Regions from separate parts of the Homo sapiens genome. Here all the other regions are linked to region 2. Evidence: chromatin loops called from intact Hi-C (ENCODE). Cell type or tissue: GM12878. All regions are shown on one strand. Region 1 has its middle 57 kb from the start of LINC02214. Region 2 overlaps LOC105379137 (a long non-coding RNA gene). Region 3 has its middle 80 kb from the start of LINC02214.

What was found. A loop is a pair of places that touch in the nucleus more often than their neighbours do. Peaks named below come from ENCODE experiments on the same cell type or tissue, not always from the same donor. Only the 100,000 strongest peaks of a DNase experiment are listed, where the experiment ranks them.
Region 1: a loop joins it to region 2, with 4 times the contacts of the local background. A loop is called at or near these places in 2 of 110 quality-filtered maps.
Region 3: it touches region 2 in a loop (3-fold over the local background); 2 of 110 quality-filtered maps call a loop at or near these places.

The regions. Positions count from the first base shown.
Region 1 is chr5:116,700,936-116,708,935 of GRCh38, reverse strand. No RefSeq gene overlaps it. Among named protein-coding and RNA genes, the nearest start is that of LINC02214, 57 kb to the left of the region's middle. RefSeq lists enhancers at 4,129-4,228, 3,635-4,361. In GM12878, no CTCF peak of the experiment used is centred here; DNase peaks (open chromatin) are centred at 4,025 and 6,025; H3K4me3 peaks cover 341 bases; H3K27ac peaks cover 1,078 bases.
Region 2 is chr5:116,943,248-116,951,247 of GRCh38, reverse strand. All of the region lies in intron 1 of LOC105379137 (a long non-coding RNA gene), which reads left to right. Among named protein-coding and RNA genes, the nearest start is that of LINC02214, 190 kb to the right of the region's middle. RefSeq lists enhancers at 4,902-5,591, 6,284-6,973, 7,986-8,000. In GM12878, a CTCF peak has its summit at 3,137 (motif pointing right); a DNase peak (open chromatin) is centred at 3,177; H3K27me3 peaks cover 155 bases.
Region 3 is chr5:116,678,470-116,686,469 of GRCh38, reverse strand. No RefSeq gene overlaps it. Among named protein-coding and RNA genes, the nearest start is that of LINC02214, 80 kb to the left of the region's middle. RefSeq lists an enhancer at 4,409-4,838. In GM12878, no CTCF peak of the experiment used is centred here; a DNase peak (open chromatin) is centred at 4,589; H3K4me3 peaks cover 579 bases; H3K27ac peaks cover 1,229 bases.

The sequences.
Region 1 (8,000 bases), 240 kb after region 2:
GAAATACTGGCTCAGGAGAGCGTTTGTAAACTTTTCTTCAAACTATGATATTTATTTGAAGATCCAGTCCAGCTCCATCAATTTCTAGGGTTACACATTCCTCTTTTTTTAGCGAGGATTAAGGGGGTTGGTTATTACTAGTTCTAAGGGGTTACACTGGCTACTGGTACAGGAAGGGCCACTTTTCCTTTGCTGAAGGTGGACAGGAGTTTTTCATTTTTTTCATCTAAGTAGCCTAAATGACACAAGACCAGTATCTACATTTATTTTTACACAGTCTTAATTTATGATAAATGTACTTATTTTCTGTCATATAACCTCTTTCTTAATTAAGAGAACCTCATCCTATTTTTAACTTATTATTAATAATAAGAGAGCACAGGCATCGAATTTTAAGGTGACTCATTTGGGCACCTTTTTGTTTGTCTATTTTGGCTAACACTTTACTTGTATCCTTTATGAGCCTCCACCAGTCCTCAGTCCTTAATCTTATTTTAAAAACTGTGGTCATGGGAGGCTCAGATGGGTCATAACACACATCAGGTTGGTCATTTCCTGGGCTACATACCTTGTATAGAATAACATTATACAAACAAGTTTTTTTTTAGAGTTTCAGCACACTTATAATAACCATAAAATAATAGGACCATAGCAACCTTTCGTGCCACTTTAGTGACTTGATTTATATACTGGGAACAGCCTTCAGTCTGAGGAAGGTCAGTTGAAGTCCTTACTGTACAAGTCTAAAAGTTAAGGAAAATGAGTCCTGCGATGAGTTTTTTCATGCTTGGGCTGTGCGTGGACCAGTCAGCTTCCGGGTGTGACTGGAGCCGGGCTTGTCATCTTTAGAGTCACTTTGCAAGGGTTGGCGAAGCTGTTCCTGTCCATGTACAGCTCACAGTCTACTGATGTTCAAGGATGGTCTCAGAGGTTGGGCCTGCTAGAATAAACTGAGTCCAATATCTCTAAACAGTTATGTACAACTGGGCTGGGTGATACCGGGAGCAAGGTGGTGGGGTTTAGGGTGTTGCAAACTTCAATGGTTATGCAGGGATTTTTATAGAACAAGCTTTGGTATCTAGTAGCATTCGTTAGCTAATGATGTCCTTTGGTATTTATTAAAGTCACCACAGCATGGGGGGACTTTATGTTTCAGTTTTGCCTAAGAGTTAGCTTATCTGCTTCTTGTGCTAACAGGGCCATTGCTGCCAGGGCCTTTAGACATGGGGGCCAGCCTTTGGAAACCTTGTCTAGCTGTTTTGAGAGATAGGCCACTGGCCTTGGCCAGGGCCCTACAGTCTGGGTTAAAACTCCAACTGCCATTTTTTTTTTTTCCTTTTTTCAACACATACTGTGTAAAAAGTTTTGTCAGATCAGCTAGCCCTAGGGCTGGGGCCAACCTGAGTTTTTCTTTTAACTCATGAAAAGCTTGTTGCTGTTGGTTGTAATAGATGTAGTTTATTTAATCTACATTTTTATTAACTGTCACCTACTGAAATATTGACTTAAATCTTGTAGCTATTTGATTTCAAGCTTTAAATTGATCTGGTATTCCTTGCAGGCCTCCAATTGCATCTAAATAGATGTAAGAGTTGAAAGACCTATAAGGGGCTTCTCTCGCTTTACGATGTTTTATATTTTCTCCTTCTGGTTGATGAAATGCCAGGGTGAAAGGGATAGCCAAATGGACTAAAGCACAAGTCCCACTCTAGTTATTCAGCAGAGTGCGTAGTAAAGGTCCACCATAATACCACCACACATCCGCTCAGGGATGAACAGGGGCCTCATCGCATCCTTTCAGGTCTCCAAGGAATGCTGTTTCCTCCCTGTTGTGAGAGACACGAAGTGAACTTAGTGTTGGGAGATGGAAGCTGGATGGCCCTCGGGGGCTGACCTGCAGGGTGCCGGACTTCAGGATATAGCAGAGAGAGCTTGGCATGAATTATTACTCCAGGCTGTAAAATCCTGGAAAAGGGCTACCATGAAGCCTACGCCTGGTCGACTGGAGGACCACCTTAGTGGAAGAGGGACAATCTGGGCCTCTGGCCTGCCATGTGTACAAGCATAACAATTGCTTTTATTTAACGTGCAGATGGAATATTTGATCCATTTTAACCAGGCATTTGCATCTTGGTATCTTGTCTTAATTGCTAAAGTTTGTCTTAAGTCTTTAACTTCTATGATCTTTTAGAAAAATGAATGTATGATTTTAGGAAATTACAAAAACCAGTTGGGGCAGTCCATCCTTGTTCTTTAGTGGTCCACAGAATGTTGGACCAACTATGGCATGAAAGCTCTGCCTCAGGGGGCAAGACTCCTGGTTGGCACTGGGGCCTTTATTGAAATCTCCCTGGATTAAATGGCCTTAGTTTACTAATGCCCAGTCTGAGGAGAGTCAGGAGGGACAGAAGTACTTTTCTGAAGTAGACAGCTGTCTTTGACTTGGCAAGTCCTCACAGGCTATAACAAGGCAAGCATTAAATGCAACAGTTTGAGGCGAAATTGACTTGGTTATGTTAATAACTAGATGGTCAGCAATAGAGCGCGAAAAGAAGAACGAGTAATAGAATAGATGAAAATAGTTAGATTTTTCTTAGCTTTAGTTTGGTAGAGTTTTCCTCTGGGACTACGGCCTACGAGTCTGGAGGGGGTGGCACTTTCTTGACTCGGATGTGAAGAGTCCATCCTTTTTTGCTGTACGAACAGCAGTCTTGGTGGTTAGCAGCGCAAGGTAGGGTCCTTCCCAGGCTGACTGGAGTTTTTCTTCTTTCCACCTTTCGATGAGAACGTGATCTTCAGGCTGCTGCTGGTTTACCGGAAATTCTAAGGGTAGTACATGTGCTAAAAGACTTTTAGTTTTGAGGGAAAGGAAAGTGGAAGGTAAACCAAGTATATAATTTCTAAGAAATCGACCTTTTGTTTTGAATGTGGGGACCTTGGCAGTGGACTTTATAGTCCTTAGTGCCTTTTTACTGAGAAATTTCCTTTAGCACCTATTTTTATTAGCCTTTAGACCAAAGAGAGCTAAAAACCATTTTATATTTAATAATGCTTTTTGTATGATTTTTATACCAGATAAGCTAAATTTTATCTTTATATTAGTGTGTTATTAATGTTAAACTTAATTTTAATAAAATCTTGTAGACATATTTATCTAATTTTTAATGTTTGACTATAAGGTAAGATGTTTTAGACTCTTTTTAACCATTTATAATTTTTGTTAAAGAACAGGTTGGTGCTTTAAGAAAAACCTGTTATGCTTTTATTTAATGTCCGGTTTACAGAAAAACTGGATGATACTTCTTTAACTTTAGCTAATATGTTTACACACAGAATTTACACACAATTAATGTTTTAAAACTTCCTTAAACCTTTAAAACAAAATACACATATTTTTAACCTTTTAATGTAGGTAAAAATCCACATTCTTATGCCTCCTTATAATCCTTTTACCAAATATATACTTTACTTTCCTTATACACCTTGCACATAAACTGTCTCTTCAATAGTTTTACATTTAGGAGGCCTAATTACTTTTAAATTATACATTTCTTGCATAAATTCTTTCTTTTTAACACACTTTTTTTTATAACTTTTTCTTTTCACGACTTTTACAGGCAATTTTTCGACATGCCTTAACTTTCTGACTTATTACAAACATTTCTTTCTTTAAACAACCAGTTAATATATTTCAGGACAATAATTTACCATATAACATTCTTTTTATATAAATTCCACCCTCCCTTTTTTTTTTTTTTCCAAAGATGATAACTATTCTTTTCTCCTCAGACACCGAGTTAAAGAAGGAAGAGGTTTATCGGCCGGTAGCATCGGCAGGACTCCTGTCTCAAGAGCCGAGCTCCCCAGGTGAGCAATTCCTGTCCCTTTTAAGGGCTCACAACTCTAAGGGAGTCCGCATGAGGAGGTCATGATCAATTGAGCAAGCAGGGGGTATGTGACAGGGGCTGCATGCACCGGTGGTCAGAGTGAAACAGTTCTGTTTCAGAAACTGTTTCAGAAAAGTTCCCAGAACAGACTGGGAAGTTTTACAATGTCTTTCTATAATCTATAGATAACATCAGTTGCTAGGTCAGGGGTCGAATTTTAACTACTAGGCTTAGGTCAGGCAGGCCCAGGCCTGGTTTCAGGTCTGATTCCTTGGTTTCGGGTCTGAATCCTAGGCACCTTTAGTTTTGCTTCTCTTTCCTTTTCTGAGTATAAAACAATATAAAACAATATGAGAAGGTCTGTCTCTCTTCTCTCACTGCCTCATCCTCCTGAGTAGCTGGGATTACAGGCATGCACCACCACGCCCGGCTAATTTTTTGTATTTTTAGTAGAGACAGTTTCACCACTTTGGCCAGGCTGGTTTCAAATACCTGACCTCAGGTGATGTGCCTGCCTCGGCCTCCCAGAGTGCTGGGATTACAGGCGTGAGCCACTGCGCCCAGCCTAAAATTTAAATTTTACTAGGCGTATAGTATTTTATCTGGCAAGCCTATCCATTAAGTATTTTTGTTTAAAAAAAAAAAAACAGTTTTGGTTTTATTGATAAGTCCAGTGTTCTTTAAAGTCTCTTTGATAGGTTTTTAAATATATATATAGTAATTTCCATCTTTTATTTATTTCTCGCTTTCACCTGCAATTTATTTTGTTCTTTTTTCTAAGTTTCCTAGGTTGTTCCCTGAACTAAGTCTCTGATTCATTTTATTAAAATAGAAAGGTTAAAGTCATGAAGCTTACTCTGACTGGGGCTCTATTCGCATTATGGAGATTTCTCAATGAAGAGGGCTCATTTACATTAATTGCTAAAGCATTTGTAATCTCCGTTGTTTTTGTTCGTTTGTTTCCTCTCGATTCAAGAGTCATTTAGAAGAGGTTTTTTTATTTGAAGTAGATTTTTATTATTTTGTTTACTGTAGAAATTCAATATTTTGGTTTTTTGGTAGGAGAATATGTTGTACAAGTGTTCTACTTTGGGGAAATAATATTAAAGCTTTTTGTAGGCCAAGTATGTAATTAAATCTTGTATATGCTTTATAAACATGAGGGGAAAATATATATTTTGTGTTTATTGAGGTCAAATAGAGAAATACAACAAAGTCAGTTAATTCCATTATTTAAATCCTTCAAGCTCATACTTGTTACTGGCCCAGTTTACCTTGAACAAGATGCTGACAAATAGAAATCACGCTACACTTGTGTTCAAGAGCTGCAAATGCAATAAGTTTTGTGCTCCATGATTTATGAAGCATTTTTAAACATGACTGAATTTCTATGAAAAAGTGTCCTTTTACAGGGATTTATTACATAATATATCACCGTAGGCCAATTAGACCCTGTTCAAAGGATAGAAAAGGCCAAAAACATGAATGAGATTATGTAGGTAAAATGTCTCATACAATTCACCAAAGCCACACTTGCCCAGTGTTCCATATGAAAATCACAGTGCATGCCGGGTGCAGTGGCTCATGCCTGTCATCCCAGCACTTTGAGAGGCCGAAGCAGGCAGATCACCTGAGGTCAGGAGTTTGAGACCAGCCTGGCCAACATGGTGAAACCCATCTCTACTAAAAACATGAAAATTAGTCGGGCATGATGGTGCATGCCTGTAAATCCCAGCTTCTCGGGAGGCTGAGGCAGGAGAATTACTTGAACCCAGGAGGCAGTGGTTGCAGTGAGCTGAGATCTTGCCATTGCACTCCAGCCTGGGCAACAAGAGTGAAACTTCATCTCAAAAAAAAAAAAAACAAAAAAACAAAAAAACAAAACAAAAAGAAAAGCACAGTGCTCATTGTTTTCATTCATGGATTGCTTGAGGGATATAGAGAAAGCTAAGAGAGATTCTGTAAGATTTTAAGTTAGCTTCCAAACTCAAAGTCTGGGCAGGCAAAAATCAGAATTTTACCCTTCCCTAACAAATTGGGGGCTGGGTAGGGGAGCAGAAACTGGAGGTTAGATGTGACTAATACATATTAGTCAAACACAAAGCAAAAGGAAGAATTAGGTCACAGCCATGTATAATTATGAAAACTTGCAAATGAACTTGTTTTTGGTTTTCAGAGCTTTTCAATGGATAGTTCCTGAAATGCTGGGCCATGCAGAGACATCACAATTGTAAAAACACAAGGAGGCTAGGACTCTCGACCATACACTGATGTTGCTTATTCTCTCTTTTCCAAGTTTCTTGGAAAAACCAGAGCTACTGTGCATTTCTAACCTTCAACTAGTTGACAATAATGGGATTCAAGTATTTTTCAGGAGTAGGTATATTGCACAGTGATTAAAGCAAAGCTAAGGAACTAGACATCCTAGGTTTACATTATAGCTTTGATACTTCCTAGACAAATTACATAAAGCTTCTCTCTAAAGCTCCATTTCTCAATTTTAAAATGGGAATGATGATGATAATGCCTACCTCTAAGAATTATAGGAAATTATTCTTACAAAACATTCTCCACAAACCTGACACTCAATAAATATTACCCAGTGTTAAAGAACGTATTGTATCGGGGCTGGGTGCAGTGGCTCACGCCTGTAATCCCAGCACTTTGGGAGGCCAGGTTGGGCGGATCACGAGGTCAGGAAATTGAGATCATCCTGGCTAACACGGTGAAACCCCATCTCTACTAAAAATACAAAAAATTAGCCGAGCATGGTGGCGGGCGCCTTTTGTCCCAGCTACTCGGGAGGCTGAGGCAGGAGAATGGCATGAACCCGGGAGGCAGAGCTTGCAGTGAGCCGAGATCGCGCCACTGCACTCCAGCCTGGGCGACAGAGCGAGACTCCTTGGTTTTGTTTTGTTTTTGAGACTGAGACTCACTCTGTTTCCCAAGCTGAAGTGCAGTGGTACAATCTTGGTTCACTGCAACCTCCACCCACTGGGTTCAAGCGATTCTCCTTCCTCAGCCTCCCGAATAGCTGGGACTTCAGGCGTGTGCCACCATACCTGACTAATTTATGTATTCTTAATAGAGATAGGGTTTCACCATGTTGGCCAGGCTGGTCTCGAACTCCTGACCTCAGGTGATCCGCTGAACTCGGCCTCCCAAAGTGCTGGGATGACAGGCATGAGCCACCATGCCTGGCCTGTATCATATCTTGGTCTAGCAGAATCTGTGAGTAGAAATGCTTTTCACATGGTTTGTTTAAGACTCTTCAACATCCTGGTTCTTGAGCTGTTCAGGAATAATCCCATCCATGTCTTTCACTATTGGCAACCTAAAACTCATTTTCTAATTATTGCAATTGTATATCTTCTCAGAAAATTGAAAGGGCTTCATCTGAACCATTGATCAAGTCAACTCAATGATTTCAGGTATATAGCACAAATCCCCAAAAAGGCTGCTCTCCAGAAATCTCCCTCCAACTGACCCAAGAAGGAAGACATTTGGTAACCCACCCTAACATAATAAGCTCTGTAATTAGATTGCAGATTCTCTGAGAACCAAGGTCCTATATCTTTTTTTCCATGTTGTTTCCACAAGCTGGAACAATGCCTGGCCCATGTTACATGTACAATAAATTTTTTTTTTTTTTTTTTTTTTTTTTGAGACGGAGTCTCGCTCTGTCACCCAGGCTGGAGTGCAGTGGCACAGTCTCGGCTCACTGCAAGCTCCGCCTCCCGGGTTCACGCCATTCTCCTGCCTCAGCCTCTCCGAGTAGCTGGGACTACAGGCGCCCGCCACCACGCCCGGCTAATTTTTTTTTTTTTATTTTTAGTAGAGATGGGGTTTCACCGTGGTCTCGATCTCCTGACCTCGTGATCCACCCGCCTCGGCCTCCCAAAGTGCTGGGATTACAAGCGTGAGCCACCGCGCCCGGCCTACAATAAATATTTTTAAACACATTATGGAAAAGATATTGATAGCAAAATTAAAGGAAGTATTTTTTTAAAAATCTTCAAAGTTTCCAAAGGTATAAAATTGTAGTATACCAAAAGCCAGCCCAGCAAATGCAAAGGGGAACATTAGGTCTGATTTTCAGAAATTGTGATGGGT
Region 2 (8,000 bases):
GATAGAGAGGAAAATCTCAAGGAGGTTTCCCAAAATTCAGAAGAAAACAATGACGAAGTTTATAGATAGAAAAGAGAAACAAAATTAAACATAAACAATTTGGGTTCTCAAAGAACATAATGGAACAAGTGGAACAAAAAACAATACTGACATATATAATAGAAGAAATTTTTCCTAAGCTGACAAAAAGATTCATTTATGTAGAGAAAAGCTCATTATATCCTTTGGGGAAAAAACAAAACAAAAACATGTTAATATTGTTTTTGCCCTTTTTCATCTTTTCCTATTTTGTTTACAAGTTTAAGCTTTCTTCATACCCAAATCTCATCTATGAAGCCTTTATTTTTAAAATAGTTTTCCACCTCAGCCAAACTTAATTGCTCGTTCAGCCTCACTTCAGCCAAACTTAATTGCTCGTTCAGCTATCAGCATTTAAAAGTCTTTTCCTTAGCTTTAGAGCATAAGAAAGTTAAATTTTATAATTTCTCATTCGTTACTGTCAGTATATATGATGCTTTGTACTATTCAAACAGAGAATAAAGATTCTTTCCATTGATCTTGAGGTATTACAAAATACCTCAATAAATGCTCAGTAGTAAAAATAGATCATATTTCTTAATAAAAATAGTAAATGAATTTGAAAATTAGGACAAAACAAAACAGAAATCTCTCAAAACTATTATTTTAAATGATTGTTGACCCAAGAAGAAAATCAATGCTTTAATTACAATCAATTCAGAAACTTTATTTTTTATTTTTATTCATTTTTATTTTTTAAGACAGAGTTTCACTCTTGTTGCCCAGGCTGGAGTGCCACGGTGCCATCTTGGCTCACTGCAACCTCCTCCTCCCGGGTTCAAGCAATTCTCCCGCCTCACCCTCCTGAGTAGCTGGGACTACAGGTGCCTGCCACCACGCCCAGCTAATTTTTGTATTTTTAGTAAAGATGGGTTCTCACCATGTTGGCCAGGGTGGTCTTGAAATGACCTTGGGTGATCCACCCGCCTTGGCCTCTCAACATGTTGGGGTTACAGTTTCTAGGCCACCATGCCTGGCTTAGAAACTTTAATGTTATCCCTCAAAGCTAAATTTATAGGATATGGGTAAGCCTACACTGAGAAAAAATAAATAAATAAATAAATAAATAAATAAATAAATAAATAGCTTTAAATTAGTATGAAATTCAAGGCTTTTGAATAAAAGTTGTAAAATTAACCTAAAGAAGAGGAAGAGGAGAATGAATATGTTTAAAAACAGAATCCAGTGATGATCATTGGATTATTTTTTGAATCTTAACCATGTGACCAACACTATGCCAAAACGTTTATTTTATTTATTTATTTATTTATTTATTTATTTATTTATTTATTTCAGACAGAGTCTCGCTCTCTCGCACTGTCACCCAGGCTGGAGTGCAGTGGCACGATCTCGGCTCACTGCAAGCTCCGCCTCCTGGGTTCACGCCATTCTCCTGTCTCAGCCTCCTGAGTAGCTGGGACTACAGGTGCCCACCACCATGCCCGGCTAATTTTCTTTTTTTTTTTGTAGTTTTTAGTAGAGACGGGATTTCACCGTGTTAGCCAGGATGGTCTCGATCTCCTGACCTCATGATCCGCCCGCCTCGGCCTCCCAAAGTGCTGGGATTACAGGCATGAGCCACTGCGCCCAGCCCAAAATGTTTACTTTTATTGTCTCATCAAAACCTTAAGACAATCCTGTGAAGTCAATACTATTATCTTCAACTTAGCAGCTGAGAAAGTTGAGGTTCAGGAAAGCAACAGTAGAATAAACCTCAGAGCTGGATGTTTGCAAAATGCATACTGAAAAAGATAAACTCTGGAAAGATTTATCAGGTAGAATAAAAAATCAGAAATGAAATATAATCAGATTGTGCAACAGGATTATAGTCAATAATAATTCAACTGTACATTTCAAAATAACTAAAAGAGTATAATTGGATTGTTTGAAATACAAAGGATAAAGGCTTAGGGGATGGATACCTCATTTTTCATGATGGTATTATTACACTGTGCCTGTCTGTACCAAAATATCTCATGTGCCCCATAAATATATACCTCTACGATATATGCAAATAAACTAAAAATCAAAAAAATTTTAAACAAATATAACTAGAGAACTATAGATTTTAAAATCCTATAGAAAATATTTTATAAAATGTGAATATATTTTACTATATGTGAAAACCTTGATAATGTATATTTTAGAAAGTATAAATTATCATATTTAACCCAAGAAGAATTAGAATTCTAAATAGTCCTTCAAGAATTTGAAAATGCTGACAAAGAACTACTCTAATATTTAACATAATCCCAATAAAAATTTCAATGAGATCTCCTGGAGAACTTGAAAGATAATCCTGCTGATCACTTAGAAGAAAAAAAAAAAACAAGAATAACCCAGATCTTTTTTTCATTAAAGATGAATAATGAGAGAGAAATTATCCTACTGGTTAAAGTATATTATAAAACTATAGTAATTAAAACTTAGTGGCACTGTGGAAAAACAGTGGATTGGATCTATGGATTGGAGTGGAAAATCTATACATAGATCAAACATATATATATATATATACACACACACACACACACATACTTCCACTTCGACTGTAGAAAGCCATAAGTTAATATCACTCCAAACTTAACGATAAGAAAAAAACAGATGACCTACAAAATCATACCTTCTCTGGAGCTGAGCAATCTAGGCACTAAGTGAACTAAATTCCAAGGAGACGTAAACCCTCCCAAGCACAGACAAGGCATATAACTATTTCATCTTCGACAGAGCACGAGAAAAAGAAGTAGGCAGCATACAAGCAAGTAAGGAGAAATCAACTAAAATTTTAAGAAATTCATTAAGGCCAAGCATGGACTAGACTGTCAGTATAGAATAGCCGGGAACTCCAGACTCATAGAAGTGTGGGCTCCCTGGCTACCTTGCTTTCCCACAAGAAAGCCTGCAGGCAGAACAAAGGAGGCAGAAGAGAAATCTCCCACCTCTACTCCGCAAAGTTAGCCGGATGATGCAGCCTGCAGGAAGTGATCAACAGCTGCTGGGGAGAGAAAACACACTTCCTATTTCCCCAGACCCTTCTCTCCTATGAAGCAGATGCCGTATCTGCCAGCAGAGGGCAGCAAACTCTCCTGCCCCAGGGTCCAGGCATACACTCATTGCTTACCGGGAGGGATGCAGGTTAAGACAAGTCTATCGCCGGGGAGGAGGTGGGAAGCCATCTTTCCCACAGGATCTAGGGAAAGAGCCACTGTTACTAGGAAAGGGGTAGATGCAAAAGATTTCTGCTCCTGGGAGAGAAAACTCACATCTACCTTCCTTTCATTCTCACATGTACCTAACTCCAGCCCTTCTGTTCTCACCAAGCAAGTTTATACTCACCTTAGCACATTTTTAAAAATTGAGCTAATACTCGCATAACAACGAACGATTTTAAAGTATACAATTCAGTGGCATTTAGTACATTCGCAATGTCCTCAACAATCACCCTTACCTGTTTCGAAAACATTTTCATCACACCTGTAGAAAACTCGATACAAATTACGCAGTCATTCTCCACCACCACCCCAGCCCCTGGCAATGATTAATCTCCTTTCTGTCTCTATGGACTAATCTATTCCAGATAGTTCATATAAAAGGAATCACACAATATGTATGTGACTGGCTTCTTTTGTGACTGGCTTCTTTCACTTAACCTAATGTTTTCAAGGTTCATCCAAGTCATAGTTTCATGTGTGTCCGTGTGAAGAGACCACCAAACAGGTTTTGTGTGAGCAGCATGGCTGTTTATTTCACCTGGGTGCAGGTGGGCTGAGTCCGAAAAGAGTCAGCGAAGGGAGATGGATTATCATTAGTTCTTACAGGTTTTGGGATGGGCGGTGAAGTTAAGAGCAATGTTTTGTGGGCAGGGGTGGATCTCACAAAGTACATTCTCAAGGGTGGGGAGAATTACAAAGAACCTTCTTAAGGGTGGGAAGATTACAAACTACATTGATCAGTTAGGGTGGGGCAGGAACAAATCACAATGGTGGAATGTCATCAGTTCAGGCTATTTTTACTTCTTTTGTGGATCTTCAGTTACTTCAGGCCATCTGGATGTATACGTGCAAGTCACAGGGGATGAGATGGCTTGGCTTGGGCTCGGAGGCCTGACATTATCATGTATCAGTCCTTCATTTGTTTTTAAGGCTGAATAATATTCCATAGCATGGATATACCACATTTTGTTTATCCATTCAACTGCTGATGGACGTTAGGGTTGTTTCCACCTTCTGGCTATTGTGAATAGTGCTGCTATACCCACCTTCAAACATTTATGCCAGCTGTTCTCGATACCTGGAACTCCTTCCTGGAGAATCACTGCACATCTGGCTCCTTCTTGTCATTCAGGTCTCACTGTAAATGCTACCTCTTTGAATTGGTTTCACAATCACAGTTCCAGTGTAGCTCCCCAGGCACCGGCTGCCCCAGTTCTCAGCTTAGCACGTCTCCCAGTCTAAGATTCTTCTGCTGGTTTGCTTATTGGTTCTCCCACTAGAATTATATCCTCATGGAAGAAAGGAAATCTTCTGTCTTGTTTTATACTTTCCCTTCACCCCTTGAAGAGTTCCTGGTACATAATAGGTACTCAACAAATAACTGTTAAATTAACGAATACATTAGATAAACAAAATAAAACAATACACAATATTTTTTGCCTGTCAGCTTGACAGAAATTTACAAGAGCCCTGTTAATCAATAGAACTACAGTGGGGTCTCCAGAAAAGAGCCGTCCCATCCATCCCCTGCCATAGGGAAGATAACATGAAGCAAATTTTCTTGAGAGCAATTTGGCAGTAAATATCTGAAAGCTGAAAACTACCTATTCTTTGCACCAGTCATCTACTTCTGCATATTTACAGGAAAAAAAAAAAAAACTAGATCTCAAAGATGTAGACCAAAGGATATTTTCGCAACATTTTAAAAATAGCAAAAAGATGAGTCCCTGTGATATCCATTCATAAGAGACTAGTGGTACTACAGGGAATCAATACAAGGAACTGTCAGGCCTCTGAGCCCAAGCCAAGCCATCGCATCCCCGGTGACTTGCACGTATACGCCCAGATGGCCTGAAGTAACTAAGAATCACAAAAGAAGTGAAAATGCCCTGCCCCGCCTTAACTGATGACATTCCACCACAAAAGAACTGAAAATGGCCGGTCCTTGCCTTAACTGATGACATTCCACCACAAAAGAAATGAAAACGGCCTGTTCCTGCCTTAACTGATGACATTCCACCACAAAAGAAGTGAAAATGGCCGGTCCTTGCCTTAAGTGATGACATTACCTTGTGAAAGTCCTTTTCCTGGCTCATCGTGGCTCAAAAATCTCCCCCACTGAGCACCTTGCGACCCCCACTCTTGCCCGCCAGCGAACAAATCCCCTTTGACTGTAATTTTCCTTTATCTACCCAAATCCTGTAAAACAGCCCCACCCTTATCTCCCTTCGTTGACTCTCTTTTTGGACTCAGCCCGCCTGCACCCAGGTGATTAAAAGCTTTATTGCTCACACAAAGCCTGTTTGGTGGTCTCTTCACATGGACGCACATGAAAGGAACCGCATAGGGTCATTACAGGAGATAATATGAATATATGTTAGTATGAAAATATGTTCATAGACTTTTGCCAATTATAAAAGCTAGGTACAAAATGTATGTAAAGAAGGATTTAATTTTGGTAAGAAATGATATGTATGGTGACGTGAAAGGGAGAGCGAAAGAGAGGAGAATGATAATCATTATGATTGGGGGATATATGATTATAGCAAATGTTTTGCTTTTTTGACTAATAGTTTTTCTTCTTATATCCTCCAAAAGACACCTTTTAATTGTAATTATAGCAGGGCACAGTGGCTCACGCCTGTAATCCCGGCACTTTGGGAAGCCAAGGCGGGTGGATCACCTGAGGTCAGGAGTTCAAGACCAGCCTAGCCAACATGGCGAGACCCTGTCTCTATTAAAAATACAAAAATTAGTCAGGCACCGTGGTGGCGCACACCTGTAATTCCAGCGACTCGGGAGGCTGAGGCAGGAGAATCGCTTGAACCCAGGAGGCAGAGGTTGCAGTGAGCTGAGATCACACCACTGCACTCCAGCCTGGGCAAAAGAGTGAAACTCTATCTAAAAAAAAAAAATACTGTAATTATAAAAACAAATGATGTAAATAAATAAAAATAATCTCAGGTACATAATGCAATTAGTTATTCCTCTCAAAAACATGAAGCAGAAATAATATTCTTATTTGAGACATGTATATCATTTAAGTAGACACCAAATCCAGGTGAAATTTTCTGAATTTCAGAATACTTAGAGTTTCTGTATTGACTCATCCTAAATGTTATCAATACCTGTTTTTCCACTTAAAATTTCTAACACTATTAACAACACATTTAGCAGGTTATATACAATTCCCTTATTGTCAATGATCTTTGAATATTATAAAATATGCTAATGATTTCACCCTTCAGGAACTCTTTTGAATTCAGTGCACTAAGTCATAGACACACAGGACATTTTCAGGGCATGTTACCTATTATGTCTCCAGGGAAATAGGAATTTAAAATTTTCTTAGGGAAACAACAGTTTTGCCTTCTGCTAAACGCTATGCAGTTGGAAAGTATGTGAATATGCTTGGGAAACAAAACTCTAGAATCCAGGAATAGTTAGGCAGCTTGCAAAGATACTTATCTAGGATCAGAATGCTCGACAAAGGAAGTTGAGCAATGCAAGGCATGGTTTCCAGCTGGGGCAGAGTTAGGCAGGTCTTGATGCTTATAAGGCCAAAACAAGTTTACGAGGTTAAATGGTGGGGAGGGTGTGGCAGCTGTGTGAGTGCAATCAGGCAAGCGGTAGTTTAATGCAGGTGAAGAGCATGGTGATTCTGGGCCACCAGATGATTCACTGGGGTGATAAGGAAAGAAACCAAGATGGGAGCCTACGTGCAAAACACAGATCAATGCTCTGGAAGAGGAAAGGTCTGTGGCTTGAATGCACAGCATGGTTTGGACTCATCTCTGGCATACAACCTGCCTGATCTAGGACAAACAGTTTAACTTGCAGCTCTGACTCAACTAGGGCTGTAGCTGCTGCCTTGTCAAGATTAAGGAAGGGAAGAGGTTGTGTTAACCTTGGCCCAAAGGAGGGAGTGGGGCATAGATGATTTCTCCAGAAAGGGGCAAAAAAGGCAGACATTGATGCTTTAATTGATATAAAAGTAAATAAAGCAGATCTCTGACAACAAAGTGCTTACCACGTCATCAGGAAGGAAAGCCATAACGTAGAGATAAAGAACCTTACGTGTAGTGAAAATGGGGCAGGTGCGTTTTGAGTTGTAGAGGAAGGCCAGCTGCGGCAAGTCTTGAAGGCCCAAATGCAGTATTCAGTCTTTATGCTATAGGCATGGGGAAGCCTTCATAGTTTTTGAATAAGGGGATGACTTCATAAAGGTACCATTTTAAAGCAATGGATCTGGTTGTAATGGATAGGGAGAGTTCGGCATGTTTTCATAAAGATACATATTTTAAGCATAATCTCTCTCTTCCTTGTGGGAGTTTTTCCATTTTTCCTTTGGTGTCCTCAGATTCCTGACTCTGCTCTGTCATATACACCAACATGCCAGCACTCTAGGGCCTTGACGTTTCAGAAAGGAGTACAGTAAAAATGGCAGCAAATATGACCATAGCAGTAACAACAACTATCATCTTGTAGCCAAGTGGAGCTCAGAGTTGAAAACAAACTTCAATTCATTTGGGGATGTTTTAGAGATATATAGACTGTCACTCTTCACATCTCATTTTCAAAATTCAAGAACCCTACCTGCTAATGGACAAGAACTCAGAAGTTATTTAAAATATTTGATTCTTTGTTCTAATAATAATGAAAGCCAGAGAACCACAGAAAAGAATTTTTGTAACGAAGTCAACTTAAGTATGA
Region 3 (8,000 bases), 260 kb after region 2:
TGACATATATTAACAAGTAAATGGAGGCACAATAAAATTTTAAAGAGTTTATTTGAGCAAACAATGATTCGCGAATTGGGCAGCTCCAACCAAAAAATGATTGAGGGGCTCCACAGAGAGAGCATAAGGGGAAGACTTTTATAGGACAACTGTAGAAGTAAAGCAAAGCAGACGTTTGATTGGTTACAGTTACACAGTTGTCTTATTTGGTCTATCTTATTGGAAAGTCTGTAGTTATGTAATTGTAAGTTTGTTGGCTGTGTCTGATTGGTTGAGCTTAAGATTTATTTTTCTTTAATAGGCATTTACAAGAAAAAGCTCATTAAGTTTTGCTTACGTTTGCAAATCAAGCAAAGTTGAGGTCACTTTTGAGGCCTCACTGGTTTTGTCTGCTCAGGAATTCTTCAGGCCTAGTCTCCATTTTAATTTAACGGCCGGGCACAGTGGCTCACGCCTGTAATCCCAGCACCTTGGGAGGTGGGCGGATCACCTGAGGTCAGGAGTTCGAGATCAGCCTGGGCAACACGGCAAAACCCCGTCTCTACTAAAAATACAAAATTAGCCAGGCGTGGTGGCACATGCCTGTAATCCCAGCTACTCAGGAGGCTCAGGCAGGAGAATCGCTTGAACCTGGGAGGTGGAGGATGCGGTGAGCCAAGATCATGCCATTGCACTCCAGCCTGGGCAACAAGAGTACATCTCTGTCTCACCAAAAAAAAAAAAAAAAAAAAAAAAAATTTACTTTAACATGTATATTTTTATATTTTTTTTCTCTTATTTCTAAGACTTAAGGGGAGAGAGGAGTTGAGGAGAGAGATAGAGAGATTCTGTTCAGTTTATTCCTTTGGCATAATCCCCCAGCCTTACGAACATTTTTTTTTTTTTACACACAGACACAGACACACACAGTACATCTAAACCTTAATGCTAACTCTAAATAAAGTAATTAGATCTATGTTGTTCACTATCACAAACAGTAAACCACAACCATTTCCATGACTTCCTTGGATTTGACAGGCTTTCTGAATGATCTTCCTACCCAAGAAATAGTTGCCCGAATTCATTTTTCTCTCTCTATGAGAAACTCTAGACTGCTTGATAACAAATTGCTGCCTGTTTCTTGGTGGCCCCTGTTTCCTGTGTGTCCCTCATTGCCTCCTTCCTTCTCTAACCCTCTCCCTCCCTCAGCCTGCCTTGTGGAGCCCTCCACAGTCTGCATAGGACTATTATGGCATTTGAGTCCAGTATGTTTTAAGGTTCCTTTCTTTTCTCAAAATCGAAACTTCAGAATTCGCATTTAGATCACGTAAAATAAAACTTGTGTCAGAGGCCACAACAACACATTCAGAGCCAAATAGACCACACGATAAAAATGTGGTCCACTCAATTTACTACCACACGAGTGCCACCAACATCACATGTGTACCTGCTGCACATCAGTCAGCCTTCCAGGGAAAATGTCTACAAAGCATTACTAGGTGGCCGAGTGCTTTGCAGAGATGTGAAAGCCTATGCCTAGGGCTCAATTTTTTTGGTGTCTAAGATGAATTTGGCCAGTAAATTCTACCTGATATACTCCCCGCACTGTGATATGAGCAAACAAACATATGTAACAGTGAATGAATACACACTGAAAGGCAATCTAGTGTAAAATTAAGAATCCAAACTCTGATTAAATCTGAATGTATCAAATGTGTGATCTTAGACAAATTATTTAACCTCTCTGTGCCTCTGTTTTCACATCTATAAGGTGGGGACAATAATGGCACCTACTTCTGAGAATTGTTGTGAGGATTAAATACTTAGTGTGTGCAATGTGCCTAGAATAGTACCTAGCACACAGCAAGCTTCAATTAAGTGTTTGCTAATATGACTATTACATATTACTAGCAATTGCTGCTACTATCCTCAGGAGAATAGAATTAGTCAATGACAATTTTTGGAAGAAATGCATCTTTCTTGACTTTTTCCTGACTTCCCACATACAGAACATGGGAATGGGCATCTCCAGAGAACAAACCACCCAAAGTGTGTGGAAGAGGTCACTGTAAGACTATTGGGCTGGTGCCCAGGTACCCCGAGGAGAAATGTGACTCTATGTCTTTTAGCTCCCTTAGAAAAGTTCAAAACAACTTCTCACAGCTCAGCAAACTCATCAATCCCCAATTTCCTTGGGTACCAAGCAGCCCAGAAGTTTGGAGCTGCCATGTCTCACGCAATCTCCAGCCACAACTGAAAGAGCCAGATCCCACTGTTTGGGCAATCTATCTCTGCCTGGACCATGTGCAGAATCAGGTGCTGCAGTTTTAGGCTCAGAAAAATGGCAAATGCCCACAGGCTTGCTCAAGTCATGCTCAGTTTCTGGACAGAGAGCCTCTCTTACTCAATCATGGGAGTCCAGACGATGAGGACTGGTCATGAAGGCACTTTATGGCCAGGCCCTGCTAAGAAGTCTCCTGTCAGTAACTTATATTTATTTAACCTGTATCCACTGGATACAGAATACTGTCTAAAGTGTTAGGGGAGGGTAAGGAGGGATTATCAGAAAAGAATTAAAGATGGTGCTGCTTTTGGGTTATGAAAAGGAATATAACCTATTTATGGTTCTTGGGATTGAGTGGAAGAGAGAGATAAGATTGAGGAAGGGTTTTGTTGTTGTTGTTTTTGTTTTTTTTTCACATTGACTGGATGATTGTAGTTTAAGCAAATATCTCCTTGGCCTTCCCCCATCTCTTCCGTTTTTGTGGTAGCCTCACATCTTCATTTCAAGATGTATTTGTTGGCATTCCTCATGAGTACAATAGGTCTATTTATTACATCTTAGAAATCAATACTCTGGTTTAAAAAAGTGCCCCCTGCCTTGCTTTCCCAGAGAGGATGTGTTAAAGCGTGCATCATGCACATGTGCAGCCCTGCCATCGCTTTGAACATCACTGGACACAGACACAATCTTCACTAAACCAGGTAAGACTGTAAAAGCAGCTATAGGGAAAATGCTTTTCATCAGAGCATGCCAGCGCCAGGCTAAGATATGTGAGTGTCCCAGAGTCTAATTATTTGCTTTCTTGTCCAATCAATATTCATTAAAATATTGACAAAAGAACACATGCTTAGTAAATTAAGAGGAGAATAGAATCCCTGTGGCAGTTTTCTACCTCTCTGTTTGCCCCAAGCAGTTCATCTCTTGCTTCAAACTTGCACACTCAACTCAGCAGAAGGAAAGCCCTACAATGAACCAAATCGCCACTTTTAGAAAGCAATTTAGTAACCACTAGGACCTAGGGGTCTTTACACCCCACCACACAAAGCACAGTATCAAATTATTCCTACATTTCAAACAAAACGATTCTCACCCTAAAAGGAATTCTGGTCAATATAAATGTCCCCTTCTCACTATATTTCCAGGGATGCTTTTGTGCCTTTTGTGTATCAGCCTCCCACACAGCTCTCAGCCCTGGGCAGTGCAGAATGGGGAAAAACATGTTAACAAAGAGCAGGGGAGAGGAGGGTGGCTGTGCTCTCAGCCTCACAGAAGGCTTTCTGGTGCAGGCCAGAGGCCGGGGGACCTGCCTGTGAGCATGTGGTCGTTTTCTCAAAAATAAACAAACAAGCAAGAAAGCAACAACCATCAAAAACCTCAGAGTCTAGGGAGGAAAGGAACGAAGAACGAGGTGTCATGGTAAAGTGCCAGCTTTAGTCTTGTGAGATCTCGTCTCATTTAGGGACTCTGCAGGATTTAGTTTCCAGCTTTTTCTCTGGCATCCTCCCTTTGCCAGCTCCTTAACAGAACGCTTCAGCTGGTCTCAGAGAAAAGGCATGGCCTCCATCTTCTAAAGCAGTGCTGTCCAGCAGAAGCCAATGAGGACCACATATGTAATTGCCAGACTTCCAATAGCCACATATTTAAAAGTAAGAAGAACTGGGTAAAATCAAATCTAATACCTTTCAATCCAACATATCTAAAATATTATCATTTCAACATACAAACATTATTAAAATTATTCATTTGTTTCATTCTATGTATTGGACAATGCAATTATTAGGGCTCTTAGCCTCATGGTGAGACTTGTCCCTGTGCCCAGGGAGTTTGCAGTCTGAAGAGAGGGTGGAAGTTTGAGGACCACCTGTCTGTGAGTTACTCTTGTCTGAAGGCCTATTCCAGACAAAGAGGTAGCATCGATTACTGATTGAAGGTCCAGGCTCTGAAGTCAGACCACAGATCCTCAACTCTGTCTCTTACAGCTAGGAGATTTTGAGAAACTGGCTGAATCTCTCTAAGCTTCAGATTCTTCACCTCATAGGTTGTTTTGAGGCCTGGCCATAAAAATCAATAGAAAAATATGTTCTCTAATTACATAAATTATGAAATATTGATCATTGATATAGTTATTAAGAACTTGGCATAGTCCCTGGTCTCTAAATCCCTGAAAAGGAATATTTCTAGTTTATCACTGACTGACAAAGCCCTATGATCAAAGAGAAAGAGAAAGTTAGCTGATTAGTTAGTTGAGTAGAGAAAGAGAAAGTGGAGATGAGAAACAGCATAGCAAGGGAAACAGAATTCTTATAGGCAGAGGCCCAGACACTGAATTTGCCTTGCCCCATGTCTGAAAACACCGAAGAAACGAGGAAGTCAGTGTTTAATAAGTGGGGACTTCCCAACTGTCATGTGGCTGGGACCAGAACAGCCAGCCCCTTTGGGTCATATTAACCCAGAGGAAAATCCCATTGTTTCCGTAGAAGAGGTGGGAGGTGAACAGGAGAGCAGAGGTCAGCAAGTGTCCCAGAGGGCACTGAATAAACTTTTTCTCCCCTGGCAGCAGAACTGTCCTCGCGATACAATTCCTCTTCCCTGTCAAGATTTCCTGGTCACAGTATTTCTTCTTAATACTATGTTTGTGATTAAAAACATGGAGTGAATTAGGATAGCAATGGAAGGAAACTAAAGTCTCCAGGGTTACAGGACCTCAGTCTCACGTCCCATCTTACCCCAGAAACCCCTTTCTATGTGTCCCAACAGGGTCCCTTGCCCTCTGTGTGGCCATTAGTGCAGGTGAGCTGTTTAGTTGACAAAGTAGCCTACAGCTCTACACGTTAGAAAGATCTCCCTTGTATGGAGCCAAAATATGTTTTTCTTTCCATTCCAGCTCACTCTTGGCCTGAGTTTTGCCCTCTGGACATGCCTAATATCTCTTTTATGGGACAGTTTCAAATATATGAAGGCCGCTATGACATCTCCCCTCACTTCTGCATGTATTTGCCAAACTAAACAACATCGCATTCTTCAATCCATGTCTCACTGACCGAGGTATCCAGGCTGCTTTCTTGCCCTTCATGGAATGGGCTACATTTTTGGAATGTCCTTTTAAATGGCAATGCAGTGTGGAACACTCTCCTCCCAATGCACGCTGAGCAGTACCCAAGAGATTGGACTATTGTTTGGGACACACAGCTTGTCAGTCCCATTGCACGTCTGCCTCACCATCCTTCTAGCTGATCATGGTAAATGCTGCCTGTTCTCATTCCACAATGTCTTCCCCCACCTACCCAAGCCCCACCCCACCTCTGCCTCAGCCCAGAGCCTCCTCATCGCTCACCTGGATTGTTGGCATGGTCTCCAACTGGCTTCACTACCTCCAGTCTCTCACTTCTGCAATGCCTCTTTCGCCTTGTTGCTAGATTGTTCTTTCTAGTCCATAAGTTGGTTCTTGTCACACCCTTACACAGAAACAATCCCAACTCCCTGTGGCCTGCAGAATAAGTCTCGACTCCATAGTACAGGATCAGAAGCCCTCAATGATTGAGCTTTCCCCTATTTTCTTGGTCTTATTGTCCTTGACAGGTTTCCAGCCATGCCTAACCTCTTGCCATTCTCCTCAGCCTCAAATACTTCACACTTACTCCCTGGTTGTGAAAGCCTTTTGTCATACTTCAAAGCTCAGATAAAACATCATTTTTCCAGGATGCCTTAAATGATCTCCTCCTTGGAAAACCAACAGTGTATTAGTTGTATTTCCTTATTGGGTCATTCATTTATAATTTTTTTTGCTCTTTTTTTCTTCTCTTTTCAACTAGATGCTGTCCCTATAATCAAGGAAGTTTTGGTGTAATGAGAGAAAACACACACACAAAGAGCAATCAGAGTCGTGAATGCTCTAAAAGTGGATGGCTGTGGGAGCCTGGGGTGTGGGAATGGGAGCATGACCCAGAGAACAAGACATGAAAGCTAAGTCCTGACATGAGTGAGAGCTCCAGGCCGAGGGACTTACCTGTCGAACAGCCATATGGCCAGTGAGATCATGGGCCACTTAGAGAAAGGAATATTTAACTTTGTGGCTGCTTCGTAGCATGAAAGGTGGGGCATGGTAGGGATCAACCTGGACAGGCTGGCCAAGGCCAGGTCAGGCAAGACCTTGCAGGCTATGTTTCAGAACGTGGCCCTTATCTTGAGGTCAGTGGGGAATCTATGAAAGGTTTAAGCAGGGGAATGACATGCTGAAAATTTGAGCTTAGAAGTTCCATTACAGTTGGGAAAACTGGCTAGGACCTGAAACTGGACCCCTTCCTTACACCTTACACAAAAATTAACTCAAGATGGATTAAAGATTTAAATTAAGACCTAAAACCATAAAAACCGTAGAAGAAAATCTAGGCAATGCAGGACATAGGCATGGGCAAATACTTCATGACTAAAACACCAAAAGCAATGGCAACAAAAGCCAAAATTGACAAATGGGATCTAACTAAACTAAAGACCTCTGCACAGCAAAAGCAACTATCATCAGAGTGAACAGGCAACCTGCAGAATGGGAGAAAATTTTTACAATCTATCCATCTGACAAAGGGCTAATATCCAGAATCTACAAGGAACTTAAACAAATTTACAAGAGGAAAACAAACAACCCCATCAAAAAGTGGACGAAGGGTATGAACAGACACTCTTAAAAGAAGACATTGAAGCAGCCAACAAACATGAAGAAAAGCTCATCATCACTGGTCATTAGAGAAATGCAAATCAAAACCACAATGAGATACCATCTCACACCTGTTAGCATGGCGATCATTAAAAAGTCAGGAAACAACAGATGCTGGAAAGGATGTAGAGAAATAAGAACACTTTTACACAGATGGTGGGAGTGTAAATTAGTTCAACTATTGTGGAAGACAGTGTGGCGATTCCTCAAGGATCTAGAACCAGAAATACCATTTGACCCAGCAATCCCATTACTGGGTATATACCCAAAGGATTATAAATCATTCCACTATGAAGACACATGCACACGTATGTTTATTGCAGTACTATTCACAATAGCAAAGACTTGGAACCAACCCAAATGCCCTTCAATCATAGACTGGATAAAGAAAATGTGTTACATATACACCATGGAATACTATGCAGCCATAAAAAAGAATAAATTCAGCTGGGCATGGTGGCTCATGCCTGTAATCCCAGCACTTTGGGAGGCCGAGGTGGGCAGATCATGAGGTCAGGAGTTTGAGACCAGCCTGGCCAACATGGTGAAACCCCATCTCTACTAAAAATACAAAAATTAGCTGGGCATTGTGGTGCACGCCTGTAATCCTAGCTACTCTGGAGGCTGAGGCAGGAGAATTGCTTGAGCCCGGGAGGTGGAGGTTGCAGTGAGCTGAGATCGCACCACTGCACTCCAGCCTGGGCAACAGAGAGAGACTCTGTCTGGGAAAGAAAGAAAAAAATGAATGAATTCATGTCCTTTGCAAGGGACAGGGATGAAGCTGGAAACCATCATTCTCAGCAAACTAACACAGGAACAGAAATCCAAACATCGTATGTTCTCACTCATAGTGGGAGTTGAACAATGAGAACATATGGACACAGGGAGGGAAACATCACACACCAGGGCCTGTTGTGGGGTGAAGGGCAAGGGGAAGGATAGCATTAGGAGAAATACCTAATGTAGATGACAGGCTGATGGGTGCAGCAAACCACCATGGCACACGTATACCTATGTAACAAACCT